Regions from separate parts of the Homo sapiens genome. Here regions 1 and 2 are each linked to region 3. A link is a loop called in an ENCODE intact Hi-C map of the cell type or tissue named here. Cell type or tissue: OCI-LY7. All regions are shown on one strand. Region 1 overlaps NCOA1 (nuclear receptor coactivator 1). Region 2 overlaps LOC105374329 (a long non-coding RNA gene). Region 3 overlaps ADCY3 (adenylate cyclase 3).

Region 1 (8,000 bases), 210 kb before region 3:
AAAAGGCTGCAGTGTGCTATGATCATGCTTGTGAATAGCCACTGCACCTCCAGCCTGGGTAACATAGCGAGACCTCATCTCTTAAAAAATAAAAAAGGACCAACTTTTGGTTTAATTATTCTCTTTATTGTGCATTTGATTTCTGTTTCATCAATTTGTGCTTTTATATTTGTGCCTTTTTTTTTTCTTGGTGAGGAAATTCTTTCTGGTAACTTCTTAGACATTTAGCTCAGTTTTCAGTCATTCTTTTCTAATGAAAGCATTGATGGGAATACATTCTCTGAGTATTGCTTTTACTACATTTTATGATTTTGAAATGTAGCGTTTTCATTATTTTTTCATTCTTGGGTTTAAAAATATTTATAATTTTTTCCTTGAGTCATATGTTATTTAGTGATACGGTTTTAAGTTTTGAAATGTATGACAATTTTATGTCTTTTTCTTATTGGCTTTGATTTCATTGCATTGTGATCAGGGAATGTAGTCTTTCTGGTAGTAATTGTTCCATTTTCTCTACCATGTCTTTTAACCTTTCTTTCATATTTTGCATTTCTTTGTGACTATAGGCTGCATTCTTTTTTTTTTTTTTTTTTTTTTGAGACAGAGTCTCTGTCGCTCAGGCTGGAGTGCAGTGGCGTGATCTCTGCTCACTGCAACCTCCATCTTCCGGTTCAAGCGATTCTCCTGCCTCAGCCTCCCGAATAGCTAGGACTACAGGCACTTGCCACCACGCCCAGCTAATTTTTTGTATTTTTTCTTTTTTTCTTTTTTTTAGTAGAGACAGGGTTTTACCGTGTTAGCCAGGATGGTCTTGATCTTCTGACCTCGTAATCTGCCCACCTTGGCCTCCCAAAGTGCTGGGATTATAGGTGTGAGCCACAGCGCCCAGCCTTTACGCTGCATTCTGAATTGTTTTGTCATTTCTGTGTAACAGTTCACTGACTCTGTTTATTTACTTCTTCCATTATGATTTTACTTGTGATGTTTTTCAATTCTAGTAGTTCTGTTTGGTTATTTTTCAGATTTGCCCATTCATTTTTTATATTCTCTCGAGCTTTACTAGTATTTTTATTTGTTCCATCTTTTTCTCTTAATATATTAAACATATTTAATATTCTATATTTGATAATTCTAATATCTGAAATTTTACAACAAATTTTGTTGTTTGTTTTCTCTGGCTCTTTCTAATAGTGCCTTATTTACTTGTATTTATTGTGGTTTTTTTTTTTTGAATCATGAACTTCTTTTTTTTAACTGGAACCCTGTGTAACTGTGGAACTCTTTAGACTTGAGTTCACAGTGCATTCCTCCAGGGAAGATTTTTTATTTCCTTCTACTATGTGCTTGGAGTTAGGGGTCTATGAACATAGGTTTTAACTTGAAATTCTCCCCTTTTAAAAAATTTTTTAACTTTTATTTTAGATTCAGGGAGTACATGTACAGGTTTGTTACATGGGTATATTGTGTGATGCTGAGGTTTGGGGTGTGAATGACCCTGTCACCCAGGTAGTGAGCATAGTACCCAACAGTTAATTTTTTAACCCTTGCTCCCATCTCTCCCTCCCTGCTCTGTTAGTCCCAGTGTCTATTGTTGCCATCTTTATGTCCATGAGTGCCCAGTGTTTAGTTCCCACTCATAAATGAGAACATGCAGTATTTGGTTTTCTGTTCCCTTGTTAATTTGCTTAGAATAATGGCCTACATCCACGTTGTCGCAAGTGGCATGATTTTATTTTCTTTTACAGCTGCATAATATTTCGTGGTATACGTGTACCACATTTAATTTGTCTGATCTACTGTTGGGCATCTAGGTTGACTTCATGTTTTTGCTATTGTAAAGAGTGCTGCAGTGAACGTAAGAGTACATGTGTCTTTTTGGCATAACAATTTATATTCTTTTGGATATGTACCTAGTATTGAGTTTGCTGGGCCAAATGGTAGTTCTGTTGTAAGTTATTTGAGAAACCTCCATACCGTTTCCCATAGTGGGTGAAGTAATTTACATTCCCACTAAAAATGTATAAGCATTCCCTTTTTTGTTTTATGAAGTTGGTGCTCCAGTGGGTTTATATTTAGGATAGTTAAGTCTTTTTGTTGAATTGAACCCTTTATTGTAATGTAATGTCCTTCTTTGTTCTTTTTTTACTGTTATTTTAAAGTCTGTTTTATATGATGTAAGACTTGCAACCCCTGCTCCTTTTTATTTTTCATTTACATGATAGATCTTTCTCCAACCCTTTACTTTGAGCCCGTGGGTATTGTTATGTGCGGGATGGGTCTCTTGAAGGCAACAGATAGATGAGTCTTTTTTTTTTAATCCAATTCATCTCTGTGCCTTTTAAGTGGGGCATTTAAACCGTTTACATTCACAGTTAATATTGATATGTGAGGTTTTGATCCTATTGTGAAGTTGTTAGCTAGTCACTGTAGTTTCTATTGTGTGGTTGCTTTATAGGGTCTGTGAGCTGTGTGCTTAATTGTGTTTTTGTGGTAGAAGGTTATTTTTCTTTCATTTCCACGTTTAGAATTCCCTTAAAGATCTCTTTTAAGGCTGGTCTAGTGGTAACGAATTCTCTAGCACTTGCTTGTCTGGAAAAGATTTTATTTCTTCTTTGCTTATGAAGCTTAGTTTGGCAGGATATTAAATTCTTGGTTGGAATTACTTTAAGAATGCTGAAAATAGGCCCCCAATCTTATACAGTTTCTGCTGAGAAGTCCACTGCTAGCCTGATGGGATTTCCTCTGACCTTTTTCTCTGACTACCTTTAAGACTTTTTCATTAGCTTTGACCTTGAATCGTTTTGTGATTATATTTCTTATTGATGTTTGTTTTGTGTAGTATCTCACAGGTGTTCTCTGAATTTCTTGTATCTGAATGTCTACCTCTCTTGCAAGATTCGGGAAATTTTCTTGAATTATTCCCTCAAATGTGTTTTCCAGGTTGTTTGCTTTTTCTCCATCTCAGGAATGCCAGCAATTAGTAAATTTGGTTGCTTTACATAATCCCATATTTCTTAAAGACTTTGTTCCTTTTTTTTGAATTCTTTTTTCTTTATTTTTGTCTGACTAGATCAGTTCAAAAGGGCAGTCTTCAAGCTCTGAAATTCTTTCTTCTGCTTGGTCCAGTCTATTGATAAAGCTTTCCCTAATATTTTGAAATTCCTTAAGTGAGTTTTCAATTCCAGAAGTTCTGATTGACTTCTTTTTAAAGTATTTACCGCTTCCTTCATTTCTTAGAATGATTTAGAAGTTTCTTTGTGTTGATTTTCAACCTTTTTTTGGATCCCAGTGAGCTTCCTTGTAATTCATGCTTTGAATTCTTTATCTGTCATATCTGAGTTTCCATTTTGGTTAGGGGCCATTGCTGGAGAGCTAGTGTGATTATTGAGTGGTGTCACTACGATCAGATTTTTCGTTTGGCCAGAATTCTTGCACTGGTTCCTTCTCATCTGGAGACACTGGCACTTTTGATTTTTGTAATTATTTTCATGCAGGTAGGATTTTTTTCTTTTTTTGTTCCTGTCCCTGTAATATTTTTTTTTTCTTTCCCTTTCCATTCCCCAACTCCCTAGGGGATATGATTGTAGAGAATGCTGGGTAGCATCTTTTGGCTTTGCTTCTATAGCCTATGTACTTCTTTGGGCAGATTTTATATTGGGCTGTAGGGTTCAACCTACAAGCCAGTAGATGGCGCTTACGGGTAAGATCACTTAGCCAGCTGTAGCCAGTGTGACTAGGTATACACTTGATACTTGTTTACAGGAAGAAGCTCTCTGTTGCCTCAGGCATTGGGCTGATACGTGGAGTGCACAGTGGTCTGAGCTACTTGCTCAGCCCCAGGGGAGTGGGAAGCAAGATGAGTGGGGCCAGGCCACCTACAGTCCCCTGATGGCAGGCACAATCACTAACACTGAGGGAGAAGCCAATGGGCAGCCACCAAGCACCCAGAGGTGGTCCTAGGCATGGAGCTGGCAAACCTCCTTGGCCCCAAGTTCTCTACACAGGCAGGGGTGGAGGCCTGAACTCTTAATCCAGGAGAGTGGGTACTCCAGGTACCTGGAGATCTGCCTGGGTGCTGCGTACAGAGGGCCCTGCTGTACCACAATCTCTACACAGGAAGGATGGGGTGTCTCAGGCTAGCAATCCATGCAAATGGGTCCTCTGACTGCCTGAAGCTATGCCCGGGAATGGGGCAGAGAGTGCCCTGCTTTACCATGGTCTTGGCATGGGGAGAGTGGGCTGGCTTAGCCTGCTGATCCCGGTGAATGGGTGCTCCAGTTACCTGGAGATCTGCCTGGGTGTGAAGCAGAGAAGGTCCTGCTGCACCCCGACTTTTGAGTTTTAGGAGTATTCACATAGCATAGATGATTCAGGCACCAAATCCTCATGATGTCTTTGCTAAGGCCAAGAGGTTTTCTTTGATGTTTGCCTTTGAAGGTGTTTTTAATGTTTGAATTTACCCTTTTCCTGGTGTTATTGTCCTTCTTGGGCCCTGTCTTTGTCTGATAGTGTCTTACCTGACTTTCAGAGGCCTAAACTTTTTTCTCAATCCTTTCCAACCCTAGGTTACTAGGATTCATATATGCCCCAGGAGTATCTGGAAGCTTTATTACTTGCTTTTCTGCCTATTGTATCGATTCATTTCCATTCTTTTTTTTTTTTTTTTTTTTTTTTTTTTTTTTGCTATGGGGTTTCATTCTGTTATCCAGGCTGGAGTACAGTGGTGTGATCACAGCTGACTGCATGCAGCCTCAACCACCTGGGGTCAGGGGATCCTCCCACCTCAACCTCCTGTGTAGCTGGGACTATAGGTATACACCACCACACCTGGCTACTTTTTTGTTTTTGTTTTGTTTTGTTTGGAGAGACAGGGTTTTGTCATGTTGTTCAGGCTACTCTTGAACTCCTGGGCTCAAGTGATCTGCCTGCCTCGGCCTTGCAAAGTGCTGGGATTACAGGTATGAGTCATTGCACCTAGCCCATTTTCATTCTTTATATCAGACGTTTAAAATAGAAATGTTTTAAGATCTCTAGCCCAGCATATTCTCATATCTCAGGCAGTGGGAATCCTCTTGGAAAATTTTCAAAAGAATAGTTTCTAAAGCCCAACCACACCTACATGTCAGAATCTCTAGGGTGCAGGGCCTGTGGGTATGTTTAAAAGCCTCCTAGATAATTCTGATGCACTGCAAGTCTGAGAACCACTGACATAGAAAAAGTTATTTCTTCATGTAAACTTAGATAATTAAATAATAACAGCTAGTGTTTATTGAAAATAAGGTAACATATATTGTAAGCATGCACTAATTCTAGCTGTTAGTATTAATATTGTTATATGCTAGGCTCCATTCTAAGTCCTTCACATATCTTGTCATTTATTATTCACAAGAATCCTATAGCTACCACTTGTATTCCCATTTTAGAGATTAGCAAATCAAAGCACAGAGAAATTGAATTATTCAAGTTTATATAGCTAGTGGGTAGCAGAATTGTTATTTGAATCCAAGTAGTCATTCTGATTCCAGAGCATGTAATCTTAACCTACCATCTTTACAGTCTTCCAGGTGATTCACAGAGTTAATTTTATTGATTCCCAAAGGGTTTGTGACATTACAGAATATAGCAAGAAAAATATATTTGGATAAATTATGTATTTATGTTGATTTTGTGTAGGTATTGAGGAAGCAGAATAACACAGTAGAAATGGCCTCAGTTTACAGTCAGATAGACTTAGGCATGAATCTCTGCTCAACTGCTTGTTACTAGTAGCTATGAGAAAGTAAATTATCACAGACCTCTTATTATTTTGTTGGTAAAGGAGGATAACTATTTTTACTTCATGGGGTTTTTGAAGAAATAACATAAAATAGAACCTGTAATATATTGCTTGGCACACAGTAGATGGTTAGTATCAGAACTTAAGGAATCCTCTAAGAAGTTATGTTGGCTTCTCTGCAGGAGATTGTAGTAAGCCTTAGTCTAGGACGTTGTTGATGGAATAGCTGATGGGTACTGGTCGATGGTGCTGGTGGGGGCCAATGCTGACTGTCAATGTTGAGAATCTAACAAGTGCCAAGCATTGTCCTAGGCTCTGGAGATAAAACGGTGAGTGAGACATAGTCTCACTGCTTTCAAGAAGCTTGCAGTTAACTTATCTATATAATCAGATAGATACATACACAGTTACTTTTTTTGTTAGATGCTAGGACACATAGGAGGGTTACTCAGCCAAACCATTGCAGATGAGGAATGGCTTTCTAGAGGGAAGAGGATGAGAATGTGAGGGATTAGAGTAGTAAGTCCAGATAGGAGGAAAAGTAAAGGCTGGCTGAAATTTGTCATTACTACAAAGGTGTTCCATTCATCCAACATTTATGAAAAGATCAGGGATCTTAGGAAACTTTTATAAGGACAGTGTTAGAATATTAAGAGCCTACTTTTAGGTTCAGTTTTTACTAAAGCAGACAATTTTTCAAAGTAAAATAAAAATGGCACTCTTTATATGTAATACTGAATTTTCTATCAAATAGCACTTTTTGGAGTCTACATGCTTGTTACTTGGTAGCATTGTCACATTAGGTTATACATTAGAGGAAGAGAGAAGAGAAACAAAGGAATAGTAACCTTCAGAGGATGGAAATGATGATTTGTATGTGGGGTGAATTTCATCATGAGTTGTGTCTGCTATTTGCACATTTCCCTTTTCCTACCATCCTTTTTCACAGATGATGAAAAATAATTTGTTACATAGTTACCATAGTACATAGTTTTAATTTGATACCGTTTGTTGCTCTTGTATGGATTTGATAGTTGAGATTTCTTTCCATCTTTCTCCAATGTTCCCAATAAAATAGCATATTAAAAATGCAAGAGAAATACCATTTCTTTTGGCAAAACTGGGAAAAGTGAAAGGGAATGAATAAAGAATTTCTTGGAAGGGGAGGAATGTGAGTCTAGGGGAAGGAAGATGATGTTGTAATGGATAAAATGATATCGGGGATTATAGGAAAATAAATGAAGTTGGTCTTTAAAAATACCCCCAAAACAGAGGCAGCAGTTCTGCATGTTTTGGTAACCTGATGAGTGTGACTTGATATAAGAGTACACTTTTGATCTCCTACTTGCATATCTGTATGACACCTACCTAGAAGTACTGTAGTTTTTTATATGTACTGTAGTCCTGCTCAGGACATGAGCAGTCCCTGACTAGAACTGAGGAAAGTAGAGCAGTTAGTGTGGGTATTTGGAAACATTGGAAAACAGTTGTTAGGGGACTTAAGCTCTTAATCCCTGAGGATTTAGCAGAGGCTAGAAAGAGGAAGGGAAAAATGAAATCCAGTCTGTAAAAAATTGATTCTGAAAGCGATACTTTGGAAAGTTTATAAAATGAGGTCGAAATTGTGAACATAGACATGTTTACTGTGATGACAAATCTTAGTATACTAGGAGTAGCCAAAACCTTGGATGGAGAGATACAGTTTTAGACACCACCCCTCAAAAAGAGACTTTATAATACTGTCCTACAAACTTACCATCAAATACTTGTTTGCATCTTTATGGTATGAAGTTGGGGAGGATGGTAGAAATGTTGAACATAAAAGCATGTTGCTCCAATGACTGTGGTGTTGTTGGGGTATGTTGAATTTCAGGGCCCTTTGAGAGAAGAGTATTCATGCCTAATTGGGGTTTAAATTTTAGCAGACTCTTCATTACCTTTGGGCACTTTTTTCTAAGAGTTTGTTGTGATTGTTTTGGCAGGTACAAAAATCCTTCTCGAAACTGAACGTTATGATCTCTCCACCTCAACTTCTGCTGGTTTTCCTTTTACCTCTATCCATTTTCTCTCTTTTTTACTTGTTCTTCCAGCTGTAACAGTGTCCCTCTTGAAATATTGCAGTGCTTCCATAGTAATCCATTCTCTTCTCTTTCTGCACACGTTCTGTTGGTCATCTCATACACTCCACTATCATTAATGTGTTAGTGATTCCAGAATCCTTTAT
Region 2 (8,000 bases), 420 kb before region 3:
CAGCCTCCTGAATAGCTGGTACTATAGGTACATGTCACCATACCCAGCAGAATCATAATTTTTTCTTTTTCTTGAGACAGAGTCTTGCTCTGTCACCCAGGCTGGAGTGCAGTGGTACCATCTCAGCTCACTGTAATCTCCACCTCCTGGGTTCAAGCGATTCTCCTGCCTCAGCCTCCCGAGTAGCTGGGACTACAGGTGCATGACACCACACCTGGCTAATTGTCGTTTGTTTGTTTTTGAGATAGAGTCTCGGTCTGTCGCCCAGGCTGGAGTGCAGTGGTGCAATCTCGGCTCACTGCAACCTCCGCCTCCTGGGTTCAAGCAATTCTCTGCTTCAGCCTCCTGAGTAGCTGGGATTACAGGCCCCCGCCACCATGGCCAGCTAATTTTTTGTATTTTTACTAGAGACGGGGTTTCACCATCTTGGCCAGGCTGGTCTTGAACTGACCTTGTGATCCACCCCCCTTGGCCTCCCAAAATGCTGGGATTAGAGATGTGAGTCACCACGCCGGGCCTAATTTTTGTATTTTTAGCAGAGATGGGGTTTCGCCATTTTGGCCAGGCTGGTCTCAAACTCCTGACCTCAAATGATCTGCCTGCCTTGGCCTCCCAAAGTGGTAGGATTACAGGTGTGAGCCACCGCGCCCAGCCTGTGTGGTGGCATATGCCTGTGATTCCAGCTACTTGGGAGGCTGAGGTGGGAGAATTGCTTGAACCCAGGAGGCGGAGGTTAGTGAGCTGAGACCAAGCCACTGCACTCCAGCCTGGGCGATAGAGTGAGACCCTGTCTCAAAAATAAATAAATAAATACAAATAATTAAAATTAATTTGTAAGAGTTCTTTAAAGTTCTTTCTCAAGAATATTTGATATAACTATAATTTTCCATTCCATGGCTTACCTTTCTACCTTCTTCATGGTGTTTTGTGATGGACAGAAGTTATTAATTTAATTAATTAATTTTTTTTTGAGATGGAGTCTTGCTCTGTCGCCCAGGCTGGAGTGCAGTGATGCGATCTTGGCTCACTGCAACCTCCACCTCCCGGGTTCAAGCAATTTTCCTACCTCAGCCTCCCAAGTAGCTGGGATTACAGGCAAGTGCCACCATGCCTGGCTAATTTTATTTTGTATTTTTAGTAGAGACGGGGTCTCACCGTGTTAGCCAGGATGGTGTCCATTTCCTAACCTCGTGATCTGCCTGCCTAGGCCTCCCAAAGGGCTGAGATTACAGGCGTGAGCCACCGGGCCAAGCCAAAGTTATTAATTTTAATGTGGCTTAATTTATCATTTTCTTTATAGTTAGTGGATTTTTTTTTCCTACTTGAGAAGAAAGTTCCTCTGGTCACTCTTTAATAACACAAGTATTTTTTCCTCATTAGTTTAAAAATCCAAATTTAACCGTATAATATTGAACAGATCTTGGCAGCCTAACCAATAGCCATGACCGACTTTTTCCCTGTTAACAAAGCAGAATTGATGGAAGAAGGGATTAGGAGAAATGTATACCCTGAAAACATAGTGTTTGGCCAAAGGCACCCCACACTTGATGCACTGAATCAGAATTCTTGGATTGGAACTTAGATGTGTGTAATTTTTGTTTTGTTTTGTTTGTTTTTGAGACAGAGTCTTGCTCTGTCGCCCAGGCTGGAGTGCAGTGGCTTGATCTCTGCTCACTACATCCTCCGCCTCCCGGGTTCAGGAGATTCTCCTGCCTCAGCCTTCTGAGCAGCTGGGATTACAGGCGCACACCACCATGCCCAGCTAATTTTTTTTGTTTTTAGTAGAGACGGGGTTTCAGCATGTTGGTCAGGCTGGTCTCAAACTCCTGACCTCGTGATCCACCCGCCTCGGCCTCCCAAAGTGTTGGGGTTACAGGCCACTGTGCCTGGCCAGTTTTTGTATTTTTAATAGTGATGGGGTTTTACCATGTTGGTCAGGCTGGTCTCGGACTCCTGACCTCAGGTGATCCTCCCACCTCAGCCTCCCAAAGTGCTAGGATTACAGGCATGAGCCACCATGCCCAGCCAGATGTGTGTAATTTTTAAATGTTCCCCAGATGATTCAGTTATACCTTTTATTTTAATTTAATTAATTTTTTGTTTTTGAGACGGGTCTCACTCTGTAGCCCAGGCTAGAGTGCAGTGGTGTGATCATGGCTCACATGCTGCCTCGACCTCATGGGCTCAAGCGATGCTCCCACCTCAGCCTCCCAGGAAGCTGGGACCATAGGTGTGCACCACCAGGCCCAGCTACTTAAAAAAAAACAAACAAACTTGTAGAGATGGAGTCTCGCTGTGTTGCCTAGGCTAGTCTCAAACTCTTGGGCTCCAGGGATCTTCCTACTTCAGCCCCCCCAAAGTGCTGGGATTACAGGCATAAGCCACTGCATCCAGCTTCGGTTGTATCTTGATAAAGACTAAGAAAAACAATCAAAACAAAACACAAACTCAAGTGTCTAGAATGTCACTGAAGGAAGGAGAGAGTTTCAAGCAGAAGTTGGAAAACAGGCTTAGATGTAGCAGAGAGTTCAAGGAGGATAAAGATGATGAAAAATGTGTTGAGTTGGCTTGAATCTTCAAAGTCATTGGTAAAGTAAGAATGCTTTTAGTACAAAGGTGGGGTATAGAATTTGGGTTACATGATATTAAAGATGGGGAGTAGGCAATTAGAACAGCAGTCCTGAACTTTTTTTTTTTTTTTTTTTTTTTTTTTTTGAGACGGAGTCTCGCTGTGTTGCCCAGGCTGGAGTGCAGTGGCACTGTCTCGGCTCGGGCTGACTGCAAGCTCCGCCTCCTGGGTTCACGCCATTCTCCTGCCTCAGCCTCCTGAGTAGCTGGGGCTACAGGCATCTGCCACCACACCCAGCTAATTTTTTTGTATTTTTAGTAGAGACAGGGTTTCACCATGTTAGCCAGGATCGTCTCAATTTTCTGACCTCGCGATCCGCCCGCCTCGGCCTCCCAAAGTGCTGGGATTACAGGCATGAGCCACCACGCCCGGCCGGTCCGGAACCTTTTTGGCACCTGAGTCCAGTTTGTGGAAGACAGTTTTTCCACGGAATGGGGATGGGAGGGTGGGGGTAGTTTCCGGATGAAACTGTTACACCTCAGATCGTCAGGCGTTAGATTCCCATAAGGAGCGCAACCTAGATCCCTTGCTTGTGCAGATCACAATAAGGGTTTGTGCTCCTATGAGAATCTAATGCCACCACTGATCTGACAGGAGGCAGAGATGGCAAATCCATCTTCAAGGTTGGATTTTTGAAAGTTGGTCCTTTGTTTTAGGCTTTGTCAGGCAAATATATAGCCTCCAAAGTTAGCATGTGGTATTTCATATGGCAACCACAGATCAGAAATTTGAGGAGGAGCTACATCATGTAGGAATGACTTTGGTTGAAAGCAACAGAATATCCAACTAAAAGTGGCTCAACCCATATGATCCATAATATGCCACTTACTGGTCCATGGCCTGGGGGTTAGGTACCCCTGAGTTAGAAGGCAAAAAAAATGTGTATATATCAAATGTTCAAGGAGAGTAGATGGCATTAAAAACAGTTTTGCAGGCTGGGCACAGTGGCTCATGCCTGTAATCCCAGCACTTTGGGAGCCCGAGGCAGGCAGATCACTTGAGGTCAGGAGTTCAAGACTAGCCTGGCCGATATGGTGAAACTCCGTCTCTACTAAACAAACAAACAAAAATTAGCTGGGTGTGGTGGGGCACGCCTGTAATCCCAGCCACTCATGAGGCTGAGACAGGAGAATCGCTGGAACCTAGGAGGCAGAGGTTGCAGTGAGCCAAGATCGCGCCACAGCACTCCAGCCTGGGTGACAGAGCGAGATTCAGTCCCCCTCCCCCCCAAAAAAACAAACAAAAGAAACCAAAAAAAAACCCCTAAAAAACAGAGTTGCAGAATTAAGCACAAAAGATGTTTGTTTTCCAGTTTGAAGAATTGAGATACAAGAACATGCAATCCTTGAACTTCAGAGTTGAGGAGAAGCTTAAAGATGACCTGGTTGGATTTTATGTGTTATTTAAGCTTCCTTCACAAAGTCCTTTCGGGCTGTTCATGCCTAGATGCCTCTCATGGTGAGGCCTCCCTCTGCCCTCAGGAGCAGCCTGTTGTGTCTTTGCATGGCTTCCAGTGAAAGCTCTTCTTTATCATGAGCTCAACACTTTCCTCCTCAGATTTCACAGATTGTCATAGTTGAAGCAGGAGGACAGGTGTCAGCTGTGCGAGGATGTTATCTTACTAATACATTTATTTAACGGCTTTCTGAAGGAAATGATTAAAAGAATCTGGCTTGATATTTTTGTTTAAAAAAAAACCGCTAGCCCAAATTTAAACGAATAGGATAGTTTAAGAAATAGTTGTTCTTTAAGGATGGTTTTTTGAAAGTTGGTCCTTTATTTTAGCCTTTGCAAGGCAAATATATAACCTCCAAAATTAGTATGTGGTATTTTTATATACTCTGTCTTTTGAAACTCTGTCGCCCAGGCTGGAGTGCAGTGGCACAATCTCGGCTCACGGCAACCTCCATCTCCCGGGTTCAGGTGATGCTCTTGCCTCAGCTATTTTTGTATTTTTCGTAGAGATGGGGTTTCACCATGTTGGCCAGGCTGGTCTCGAGCTCCTGACCTCAAGTGATCCGCCTGTTTCAGCCTCCCAAAGTGCTGGGATTACAGCGTGAGCCACCACGCCCAGCCAATATGTGGTATTTAGTATGGCAACCACAGATCGGAAATTTGAGGAGGAGCTATATCATGTAGGAATGACTTTGGTTGAAATCAACAGAATATCCAATTCAAAGTGGCTCAACCCATGTGACCCATAATATGCCACTTAGCAAAACGTCTGGAATCCCTGGAGTAGATGTGTTAGGCACAAATTTGAGGTTTCCATGGCTTTCCTCTTCTGACCACAAGATGGAGCAGCTGCTCTAAACATTATATCCTCAGAGGGCCACATTTAAGAAGGCAGGAAGGAGGCTGGAGCAAAAGGGCTTTCTCAAGTCCCCCTAAGCAAGAATTTAAACTGGGCCCCCCAGGAGACTTCTTCTGTCAGAATTTAATTACATGTCCATCGCTAGACTGACAAAAGAAAAGTTAGAGAACCACGATTTACTTAGAACCTAAAGCTGGGCACATGGTTGCCTGGTCAGAATAGGGCTTTTATTTATGTACTTGATTTTTTTAGGTGAGAAAGAAGTGAAGTATAGCCATTGAGTAGGCTGCCAATAGTGCCTGCCAGAGACACTCAGGAGAGATTATATGCTAAATCCACCAGACCCTTTGTCTAAGGGCAGGACGTCACCTCTTCAGAAACTGTTTTTCTTCTTGTGGTAATTATTAATTCTCTGCAGTGATTTAGAAGAATTCTTGTACTAAATGTCTTGCCATTAAAAGTTTGATGAGTATAGAAACTGACAGTAGAACTATTTTTAAAAGTAATTCTACTTCTAACCCAAACTTCTTACTCTAGCTATTATTTTACCACGACGTGAGTTGTACGAATCACCTCCAATTTACATATTATGGAAGAGCCTTACATGGAAAAGAAGAAATCATTTTCAAATTAGACATTCCATCTAGAACTGTCAGTAGCTGATTCCCATCACTGTCTTTTATTTCTTCATGCTTTTAGATGAGAGTAATCATATCTGCAGTAATTCCCAAGATAAAGTTTTCTTTTTACAGCTAATTTTATGAAGTTTTTTTAATTTCAAAGAATAAAGCAATTATTCTTTCTTTTTGAAATTGCATATCGTCCAGAAACATTAATTATTCTTTCTTTTTGAAATTGTATATCAAGTTTAGAAATATTGACTTCTTTAATTTGAAACACTAATGTCAAGTGATAGGTATAAACATCTATATTCTATCCTCTTTCTTTCAGTGTACTTCTTGTTCTTGGCAGATCCTCATTCCTACTGGATATCTGTTGCACGCCAATTATCTTAGGCTACAGCTGTTTACTGACAGCTGTTCTCTCTACTGCCCACCAGGCAGCCACCCTTTTGTGGCAATCCATGCCTCTGCCTCCCAAGTGGGGCTGCTTTGGCCGGGGCTTCACCCTTAGCTCAGGCACAGAGCTTCTGATCTAAATCAATCCAAAGCTTGCATTTCCAGCAAAAGTATCATTTCTTCTCATTGGCTATGAATGAGGCTTCCATTCATCAGTCATTTTTCTGGGGACTTCTGAGGGAAAGATTCTTTCTCTGTCCTGCTAGATTTTTACCTGAGGGAATGTGAGGCCCAAAGTTGCTGCAGCCATCTTGACATCTTCAGTGGGAGCCAGTCTGAGAACAGAGGTGAGAGAGAGAGAGGGAGAGAGAGAGAGAAGCAGACCCTCGTGATACATTTCAACCTTTAAGCCAAGATAGCAGCAAGCCCTATTTCCAGACTTTTCAGTTACATAATCAAGTAAATTTGCTGCTTTGTTTAAGCATCTTTCTCTTTCCCTCTCACCTTCTGTCATGGGATGACTCAGCAAGAAGGCCCTTGCAAGATGCTGACACCTTGATATTGGACTTCCTAGCCTTCAGAACTGTGAAGAATAAATTTCTTTTCTTTATAAGTTGCCTAGTCGCTGGTATTCCCTTATAGCAGCACAAAATGGACTAAGACGGGCACGATAGATTGACCTGGCTGTGTGACTGCAATCTCTGGGCTTGGCTGAGGGCCATTTGTGCCTGGAATTGGAGGACACTGTGAAGACATTGTCCATTTCAGAAAGGCTTTGTTCCTAAGTCAGTGCCTCTGGCCTTCTCCACAGTGACCTTTGCCACACTCCACCCCAGGGGTCCACATTCTTGTCAAAGGGTGAGAAATCTTTTGTGACTGGCCATGATGATGCCATTGTAACACAGGTGGCCAATCAGTTTATACATCTGTTTATCCCCTTAAACAGGTCATTTATTTTCATGCACAATTGAAACTGTAAGTCAAACTCTGCTTCTTTATGGTGGTAAATAGTACGTTGATTATGCTAAAGAAAGATTATTATCGTAAGTGAACACCTGTGTCTTGTATCACAGTGGTACTACATCAGGGAAACCTGGTGGTCTGTTTTATTTATTTATTTACTTATTCAAGAGACAGGATCTCATTCTGTCACACAGGCTGGAGTGCAGTAGCACAATTGTAGCTCATTGCTCTAACTCCTATGCTCAAACAATCCTCCTGCCTCAATCTCTCAAGTAGCTGGGACTGCAGGTGTGTGCCATACAGTCAGCTAATTTTTTTGTTTTTGTTTTTGAGACAGAGTCTCTCGCTCTGTCGCCCAGGCTGGAGTGCAGTGGCACAATCTTGGCTCACTGCAACCTCCGCCTCCTGGGTTCAAGTGATTCTCCTGTCTCAGCCTCCCGAGTTGCTGGGATTACAGGCATACACCACCACGTCCAGCTAATTTTTTTGTATTTTTAGTAGAGATGAGTTTTCATCATGTTGGTTAGGCTGGTCTCGAACTCCTGACCTCAAATGATCGCCCGCCTCAGCCTCCCACAGTGTTGGGATTATAGGCATGAGCCACTGGGCCTGGCCTAATTTTTTTTTTTTTTTTTAGATTTTGTAGAGGCAGGGTCTTCCTATGTTGCCCAGGCTGGTCTTGAACTCTTGGCCTCAAGTAATCCTCCCACTTTGGTCTCCAAAGTACCAGGATTACAGATGGGAGCCACCATGCCTGGCCATGTTTTATTTTTAATAGGAAATTTGTTCGCATGGCTGAAAGCTCAAAGGGTACAAATAAATGTTTGTGAAAACTTTCCTTCCCGCTCCTGTTTCCCAGGTGCCCAATTCTCTTCCCCAGAGCTAATCCATTTCATGCTTTTGATGTAGCCTCCCAGAGTGACTTTATGCATATTTAAGCAAACAATGTATTATATTCCCCCTTTGCCTCAACACTGGTGTATGGACCTTCTGAGCCTTGCTCTTTTCACTGAAGATATCTTGGATGTACTTGCATGTAGTACATAAAGAGCTTCTTCATTCTTTTTGGTAGCGT
Region 3 (8,000 bases):
CAATCTCAGCTCACTGCAACCTCCACCTCCCGGGTTCAAGTGAGTCTCCTGTCTCAGTTTCCCGAGTAGCTGGGACGACAGGTGTGCACCACCGCGTCCAGTTAATTTTTGTATTTTTTAGTAGAGACAGGGTTTCACTATTTGTTGCCCAGGCTGGTCTCAAACTCCTGACCTCAGATGATCCACCCGCCTCGGCCTCCCAAAGTGCCGGGATTACAGGCATGAGCCACTGTGCCCGGCCACTACTTTGAATAAATTTTAAAACAGCTTCTCTAGTTCCTCTAACAGCCCCAGCTGTGAAGACGAGGGTACCGTAGAGCTGGGAACCACTCTGTTTGGAGAAGTTCACAGGCAACAGAAAGGTGGGCTCTAGCCAAAGTCTTGTCTTCTGACACATGGCCTCAGAGCTGTACGGCCCACATCACGATGCCTACAGCAGTGCACTTTATAAGAGGCCGGAGAAATTCCTCTTTTGCTTATTTGTGTTTGCTGTTTAGGTTCAGCCCTACCTAGGCCCCAGTCCCCTGTCCCTGAGAAGGCCTGGGCCCAGCGGGGGCTGCCTGAAAGAAAGAACAGATGGAGACAAATGGCCTCATGGTTCCGGGCTGAGACCACACCCCTCACCTCATCTCTCTTCTTGGACCCCAGGAAATGGCGTGCCACGTGCTCAGGCAACATGTTGGTGACCAAGGCCTCGTTCCAGCGTCGCATCTCATAGACACGTTCCTTCTGGTCGTGGACCTCAATCTTCCACAAGAAAAGTGTCCGTGCCAGTTTTTCTACCTACAGACACAGACAAGGCGAGGCATGTGCTCTAAGCTGGCCACTGGATAGAAGGATGAAAAACAGGAATGGCCAGGCGTGGCGGTTCATGCCTGTAATCCCAGCACTTTGGGAGGCCGAGGCAGGCGGATCACCTGAGGTCAGGAGTTCGAGACCAGCCTGACCAACATGGTGAAACCCTGTCTCTACTAAAAATACAAAAATTAGCCGGGCATGGTGGCGGGCACCTGTAATCCCAGCTACTCGGGAGGCTGAGGCAGGAGAATCAACTTGAACCCAGGAGGCAGAGGTTGCAGTGAGCCGAGATCGCACCACTGCACTCCAGCCTGGGCAAAAGAGTGAGACTCAGTCTCAAAAAAAGAAGAAAAACAGGAACGTGAATGGAGGAACTCCCCTTGGAAAGGCTGGAAGGAAGATGGCTAAATGGCAAGGGAAGTAAGACCCTGCAAAGATTGCACCTCATCAAAAGGCCACCCAATAGTGGTGCGGTTCCCAGCCTCCGTAATTACAGCAGAGATCCAGGAGGCCTTCCGTGTGTAGGGGGCCTCTTGGGACCTAATTTCAGCTGCAGGTCTGTCTCGTGGAGGTGGCAGCAGTGGGGATCTCCCAACTCAGGGTGGAGTCCCCCTTTCTAGCAGGCGCCATTTGGGTAAGAAGTGGCTTGGGAAGGCTGTACTTCCCTGGAAAGCCAGTAGGGGGCACTTGAACTAACATTGGGCCCTAAGTACAGAGGATCTTTCTCTTCCCTCTCTTCCTTCTCTTTTCCTTTTTTGTCCGGTTGAGTGCGGTGGTTGTGGCGGGGGGGGGGGGGGTGCGGGGGGGGTGTCTCACTTTGTCACCCAGGCTGGAGTGCAGTGGTGTGATCTCAGCTTACTACAGCCTCAACCTCCTAGATTCAAGCAATCCTCCTGCCTCAGCCTCTCAAGTAGCTGGGATTACAGGTGCGGGCCACCATGCCTGGCTAATTTTTGTATTTTTTAGTAGAGACAGGGTTTCACCATATTGCCCAGGCTGGTCTCAGACTCCTGGACTCAAGTGATCCTCCACCCTCAGCCTCCCAAAATGAGCCACTGCACCGGCCTTCTCTTTTCCTTTTAACCCAACAGAAAGTCCATCAGCTCCCTTCTCTTTCTCTTCTGGCTCTGTGGTCAGTTGTGTTAATGTCCCTCAGCGCCACGGGGAGTGCGGGGGCCATGAGCCCCTGGCCTAGGGGATATTGATTTGATTCAAGATGTTTGTGCCTTCACTCTATCCCCTCCCACCTTCACTCCCATGCTTCCTTCACCATCCTGGAGGGGGTCGGACGGAAGAGGTGAGGAACTGTCTTCCTGTGTGACTGAGGAAGGAGCCTGAATAGAGAAGGCGGTGGCCTGACCAGGCTCACGTGTGGGGCTGGGTGAAGGGAAGCCCCATTCCTTAGGAGCTTGGGCTCTTAGGTCCCAGGGCTGCTTCTCAGGAGGCCCTGTGGGCTGTGGGCACAGAGCGGGGATCGTGCAGGCGGCACTCACGTGGCGGGAGAAGTAGTAGAAGCTGAGCATCATGAGGAACACCATCACCGTCATAGAGTACTTGGAAGGCACCAGGGGCAGCCTGCTGGGCAGAGCGTGTGCAACTGAAAGGGCTGTCATCTGCCTCCTGGAGGGGGCCTGATTCCCTCCAACTAGATGGTGCTGCTTCCTGCCACCCCAGCCCTAGAGCTCACCCCGGCTCCTTAGGCCCTTTCACATCAAGTCGGGCTCCCCCGGGCAGTAAAATTTTCTTAACTCACTGGGCTCCTCTCCAACAGCCAGGCAACCCCTGGCCCCTCCTGGCTGCACCTGGTATTCACATCAGGGCTGCTCCCCAGGTATTTAAGAAACACTGCATTGCCTGACTGATCACAGAGGTAGCTACAACCATGCAGGAATTTGGAGAAGCAAGAGACATCAGTGATGGGATTTCATAGCCATGGGACTGGGGTACAATCTCACCATGGCTTTTTACCTTGTTCATACATATTTTTATGTGGAGCTGTGGTTAGTTTCCATTACCGTATGGTATTTCACTGCATGAATATACCAGTTATGTATCCATTTCCTGTTGATGTCATTTGGGTTGTTTTCATTTGTTTTGGGGGAGGGGGTATGTCTATTACGAACAGTGCCACTTTGGACATTCTCATACATATATCCTGGGACATGAGTATGTGCATGAATTTCTCTAAGATGTGTGTATATATATATATACACATATACACACGTCTGCGTGGGTGTGTATGTAGGAGTGGAATTGCTGGGACACAGGTTTATTTTCAACCTTACTAAATAGATCAAAATATTTTCTAACACGGTTGTACTAACTCATACTCCCACCAGGAGTGTAAGAGTTACTATTGTACTTGATATTGTCAGAGTTATCTGGACCGGTACGTGTGTGATGGTATCTCACTAGGGTGTAACTGGCATTTCCTTGATTACTTGAGTGCCATTTATTAGTGGCCATTTAGAGTTCTTCTTTTGCTAAGGGCTATGCAGGTTTTACCCCTCTTCTATTAGGTCATCTTTTTATTTCTAAACTTCCTTGAAGGTCTGTTCAAGTCATGGAATCATAAAATTTTAAAACCTTGGCACTGGCAGGGACCTTAGAGAACTTCTGGTTCAGTATCCTCCTCAAGAGATGAAATTGCAACTCATGGAAACGGACCTGCCTGTGACCCACAGAGAATTACTGCCTGCTGCAGGCTCAGAAGCCAGGTCCAAATCCAAAGCGTCTTCCTCCCTCCTCATTTTCCTGCTGCCTGTCTGTCCTGCCAGCCAGTTACATGCAGCTGCCATCCACCTGGTATTTCCTTCCCTCCTCACTGCACTGCTGCAGCCCTCCTGGAGGAACCCATGCCAGCTTCTCTAACCTGCACGTATCAGGTCACGTGCCTCCCGGGAGGGTGAGATCCCGGGGCTTGGGCCTGTTATATTCCTGTCTCTAGAAGAAGGGCTGTGAGTGCAGGCCAGGAGGGGAAGCCGTGGCCCTTACCTGTCAGTGCCATTGAGCCCAGGGTTGAATCCTTGCATCTGCTCTAAGGCCACCATAGGTAAGCTGTTGGACAGATAACAGCACAGTCAGGCCCCATCTGGGAACAAGAGCCTGATGCCCAGCCAGGCACCGGGGTATCCCAAGTCCTCCACTCGGGGAGAATGGGAAGAATCTATTCTCAGGTCCTAGCCAAACAGTGATACGTCTGTGAGCAGCCAGGAACTGGTTCTTGAACAAGCCTTTGAGGACCCCTAGTGGCAGAAAGCCACCTCAGCACAGGCCCATGAGCTTGAACTGAGGACTTTGCGGGCGGGAGGAAGGAGACAATACAGATCCCCAGTCACGCTTCATCTTACTCGTGCTCCCGAAAACGCTTGTGGTCGTATTCATCAAAGACGGGACGCCAGGCATAGAGGTTGATGGTGGCCACGGCGCCTGCGACGAGCAGCATGAGCGTGAGCTTCACCATGTGGCTGACCTGCACCAGCATGATGGTGGCGATGAGGGACAGCACGGCCACATAGTTGTAATACTTGGGGTTCTCCAGGCAGCTGCCCTCCGTTTCCATCCCTGCCGTTGCATTGCTGGGTCCCGTGTAGTACTGGAGACAGCTGAGCTGGAGGCCAGGACGGCGGGCAGGGACACACGTTCAAGAGAACAGCAGGTGCTGGTCACAGAGGGCTGTGCATGGTAGTGCACGCTCAGCTGCCACCTCCCGCGGCTCCCCCAGAAATACCGGGAAAGATGGGGAAATTTACCAGGGACTAATCATATGAAAGTTAGTAACTGCAGCTAAGAGCCTCGCCGTTGCCTCATTTGACATTCACAAAAACTCTCTCGAGTATTTTTAGTACTGTCCCTATTGTACAGAAAACTCGGGCCAGATTTGCCCAAACACAATTAGCAAGCAGAAAAGCCAAAAGTAGGAGCCAAGTCTTTAGGCTTCAAATCCAACATGTTCTTCCCCATATCACACTGTTGCTTCAGGAGGGGCCACGGGACCATGAGCCCCACTCACAGCCTCCCCGTGATGACAGCTAGTCTCTGCCCAAATCCTTCCATTGGGGGGATGTTCACTGCCTTCTGGATTCTTTACTGGTTCTGCTACTGGGCAGATGCGGCCGGGAGAAAGCGCATCCAGAACCGGAATCAACCCCCCCTTTTTGTAACTTTCACCCACAGGGCAACCTTGTCTTGCTTGCGCGATTCCCGCCATGTCATTCTAGCATGAGCAGTTGTTACACCTCCCTAGCTTTTTACCCCTCCATGAGTGACAGCATCTCCAGGTGTCCTGTACAGTGTCCAGGACCCCATGCAGTGGTGACCTCCACACCTGGGTGCCAGGTTCCAGGCATGTTGTGACATGCAGGGGGCCTGGGGCTTCTCTTCCCTGGGTAGTGGGCACCAGCAACCCCTGGCCAAGGTAGGCTCTGGAGCCCCTAACTCCTCATTCCCAGTAGACTTATTCTTTTTTTTCTTTTTTTTTTTTGAGATGGAGTCTCGCTCTGTCGCCCAGACTGGCGTGCAGTGGTGCATTCTTGGCTCACTGCAACCTCCACCTCCCAGGTTCAAGCGATTCTCCTGCCTCAGCTGCCCAAGTAGCTGGAATTACAGGCTCGTGCCATTGTGGCTGGCTAATTTTTGTATTTTTAGTAGAGACGGGGTTTCACCATCTTGGCCAGGCTGGTCTCAAACTCCTGACCTCAAGTGATCTGCCTGCCTCAGCCTCCCAAAGTGCTGGAATTACAAGTGTGAGCCACCGCGCCCGGCCCCCCACTGGACTTCTGATTAGCTGCAGCCCTGGAGCTTTTTCACTTATACCACTGGCAGAATAAGTCTCCATGTTGGTTGTATTTGTGTGCTCCAATTTTTTTTTTTTTTTTTTTTTTTTTTTTGAGACAAAGTCTCACTCTGTTGCCAGGCTGGAGTGCAGTGCACAATCTCGGCTCACTGCAAGCTCCACCTCCCGGGTTCACGCCATTCTCCTGCCTCAGCCTCCTGAGTAGCTGGGACTACAGGCGCCTGCCACCACGCCCGGCTAATTTTTTTGTATTTTTAGTAGAGACGGGGTTTCAACTGTGTTAGCCAGGATGATTTCGATCTCCTGACCTCGTGATCCGCCCGCCTTGGCCTCCCAAAGTGCTGGGATTACAGGCGTGAGCCACTGCGCCCGGCACCGTGTGCTCCAATTGTTAAAGTACAACAATAACATTATATTTGAAAAAAAAGGAAGATAGTGTATATGGTACTACCACAATTAGAGGAGGCCGTGACAACTGACAAGAGAACACTGATGACAGCTCCAGGCATGTAGTGCTCAATACGTGCCCAGTGGTTCTAAACCAATAGATCTGGGCTCCCAACTCCTGTCCCTTTTCCCCAAGAAAGCATTTGGCTGCCCCCTCAGGGAGGAAGAATACACAGGACTGGGACTTAGAACTGCCTCCATTCTGGACTCTGTCACTTCCTGGCTGTGTGACCTAGAGCAAGTGAATTACCTTTTTTTTTTTTTTTTGAGACGGAGTCTTGCTGTCGCCTAGGCTGGAGTGCAGCGGCTCAATCTCGGCTCACTGCAACCTCCGCCTCCTGGGTTCAAGCGATTCTCCTGCTTCAGCCTCCCAAGTAGCTGGGATTACAGGTGTGCACCACCATGCCTGGCTAATTTTTGTATTTTTAGTACAGATGGGGTTTCACCATGTTGGCCAGGCTGGTTTCGAACTCCTGACCTCGTGATCCGCCCACCTTGGCCTCCCAAAGTGCTGGGATTACAGGCGTGAGCTACCGCGCCCAACCAATTACCCTTTTTGAGAGTTAGTTTCTCCCTATGAAACTGCAGATACTGGTACAACTGCTCAGGACTTTTTCACAGATTAAATGAATCAACATACATAAGGTACCTAGCACAGGCCTGGGCACATGGAACTGTGCTCTCGGACTCTGGGAGAGGAGCTTCAAGGAAACAAGTCCATCCCAGAGGCTCCCTGGATGACAGGGACAAGACTCCTTCCACTAGGTGGGGATGATGTGTTTGGGAACCTAAGAGCCACTCCAAAGCTACATGACGGTGGAGGGATGGACTGAGAAACTGCTTGTGTGACCCAAACAGAAGCCCTTCTCCACTGAGAACAGGGGCGTCCCTTCAACAAGGACAGCAGGAGCTCACCATGTCCACGACATTTGCCATCACCAGGATGAAGATGGCGAGCATGGCCCAGGTGTTCCTGGCCCAGCGGGTCCGGTCAATCCAAGTTGAGAAGGCCACAAGCTTCTTAGGAAAGGCCTAGAAGGAACAGAATTTCAAGGGCCATGAGCCTTTGCCAGTCCTTTCTCCTGCGACGTGACTGACAGCAACTCAGGCTGGTCCCGTATTCCAGTCCCAGGAGCCTCAAAACGGACTCTGCCTGGGAGTCACCTGACAGCTGACCAAGGGGCAGAGCTGAGAAGAGGGCGTGGGAGTTCTGACGCTGTGTTGGACCTCCTCGATGTGCCTGTTCAACAGCACAGCCTCCAGGTCGCAGCCCTTTCCACAGCAGACGTGGTGACGAGGTGAGGCCAGGGCAGGAACAGTTTTCAGGGCTGCTCGTCTCTGGCCAGCTACTCCTGCCTATCCTGGCTCCAAGTGACCTGGCGAGCCACCTGTCAGATTTATGTTCCTAAACACTGCTTTACCTTTGTCATTCTGATTAAAAAAAAAAAAAACTCTGCTTGGTACCTCAGTGCCTTACAGGAGAAAGTTTTAATCCCTTTAGTCTGGCTTCTAAGGGCCTTCACCATCGGGGCCAACCCACCTTCCAGCCGGCCCTCCACTTCCTCTCTACCCAGGTTCTTGTTTACCCAGACTCTGCCGTACTCATACGTGCTGCAGCGCCACGGCCCAACAAGGCCCACCACGGCCCAGCCGTGGCCCACCACAGCCTGCCACAGCCTGGTGGCCCAGCCAGAGGGAGTGCTCTGCTGATGGTGAATGAATGGATGGGCAAGTGCCTGGACCGTCCTAACAGAGGAGTGTCTGCCTGTCAGATTTGACAGAAAGAATAACTCCATCACTGCCCAGTTTTACAGGGAGTGCCACTCACTTCCAGAGGCTTCTGAGCTCAGTAGAAAAGTGCCTCTTACCCGGGGAAAGATGGCAGCCAGGGAGCAGATGGTCAGGATGAGGAGCAGAATCTCCCCCACCATGAAGGTCACATAGTTTGTCATTAGCCTGT

Evidence for each region. Hi-C counts contacts between places; a loop is a spot of excess contacts. Peaks named below come from ENCODE experiments on the same cell type or tissue, not always from the same donor. Only the 100,000 strongest peaks of a DNase experiment are listed, where the experiment ranks them.
Region 1: a loop joins it to region 3, with 17 times the contacts of the local background. A loop is called at or near these places in 18 of 110 quality-filtered maps.
Region 2: it touches region 3 in a loop (8-fold over the local background); 109 of 110 quality-filtered maps call a loop at or near these places.

The regions. Positions count from the first base shown.
Region 1 is chr2:24,609,550-24,617,549 of GRCh38, forward strand. The region is part of intron 3 of NCOA1 (nuclear receptor coactivator 1); the gene reads left to right. Among named protein-coding and RNA genes, the nearest start is that of NCOA1, 120 kb to the left of the region's middle. RefSeq lists an enhancer at 3,797-3,846. In OCI-LY7, CTCF peaks have their summits at 3,673 (motif pointing right) and 3,872; a DNase peak (open chromatin) is centred at 3,712.
Region 2 is chr2:24,405,198-24,413,197 of GRCh38, forward strand. The region is part of intron 2 of LOC105374329 (a long non-coding RNA gene); the gene reads left to right. Among named protein-coding and RNA genes, the nearest start is that of ITSN2, 49 kb to the left of the region's middle. In OCI-LY7, CTCF peaks have their summits at 4,920 (motif pointing right) and 5,147; a DNase peak (open chromatin) is centred at 4,944.
Region 3 is chr2:24,823,754-24,831,753 of GRCh38, forward strand. It overlaps ADCY3 (adenylate cyclase 3), which reads right to left. Exons shown (of 22, transcript NM_004036.5): 12 at 7,909-7,996; 13 at 6,956-7,072; 14 at 4,149-4,408; 15 at 3,793-3,855; 16 at 2,292-2,373; 17 at 625-783. Among named protein-coding and RNA genes, the nearest start is that of CENPO, 34 kb to the left of the region's middle. RefSeq lists enhancers at 1,713-2,272, 2,273-2,831. In OCI-LY7, CTCF peaks have their summits at 1,466 (motif pointing right), 1,665, 4,038 (motif pointing left) and 4,238; DNase peaks (open chromatin) are centred at 2,658, 3,718 and 4,028; H3K27ac peaks cover 1,944 bases.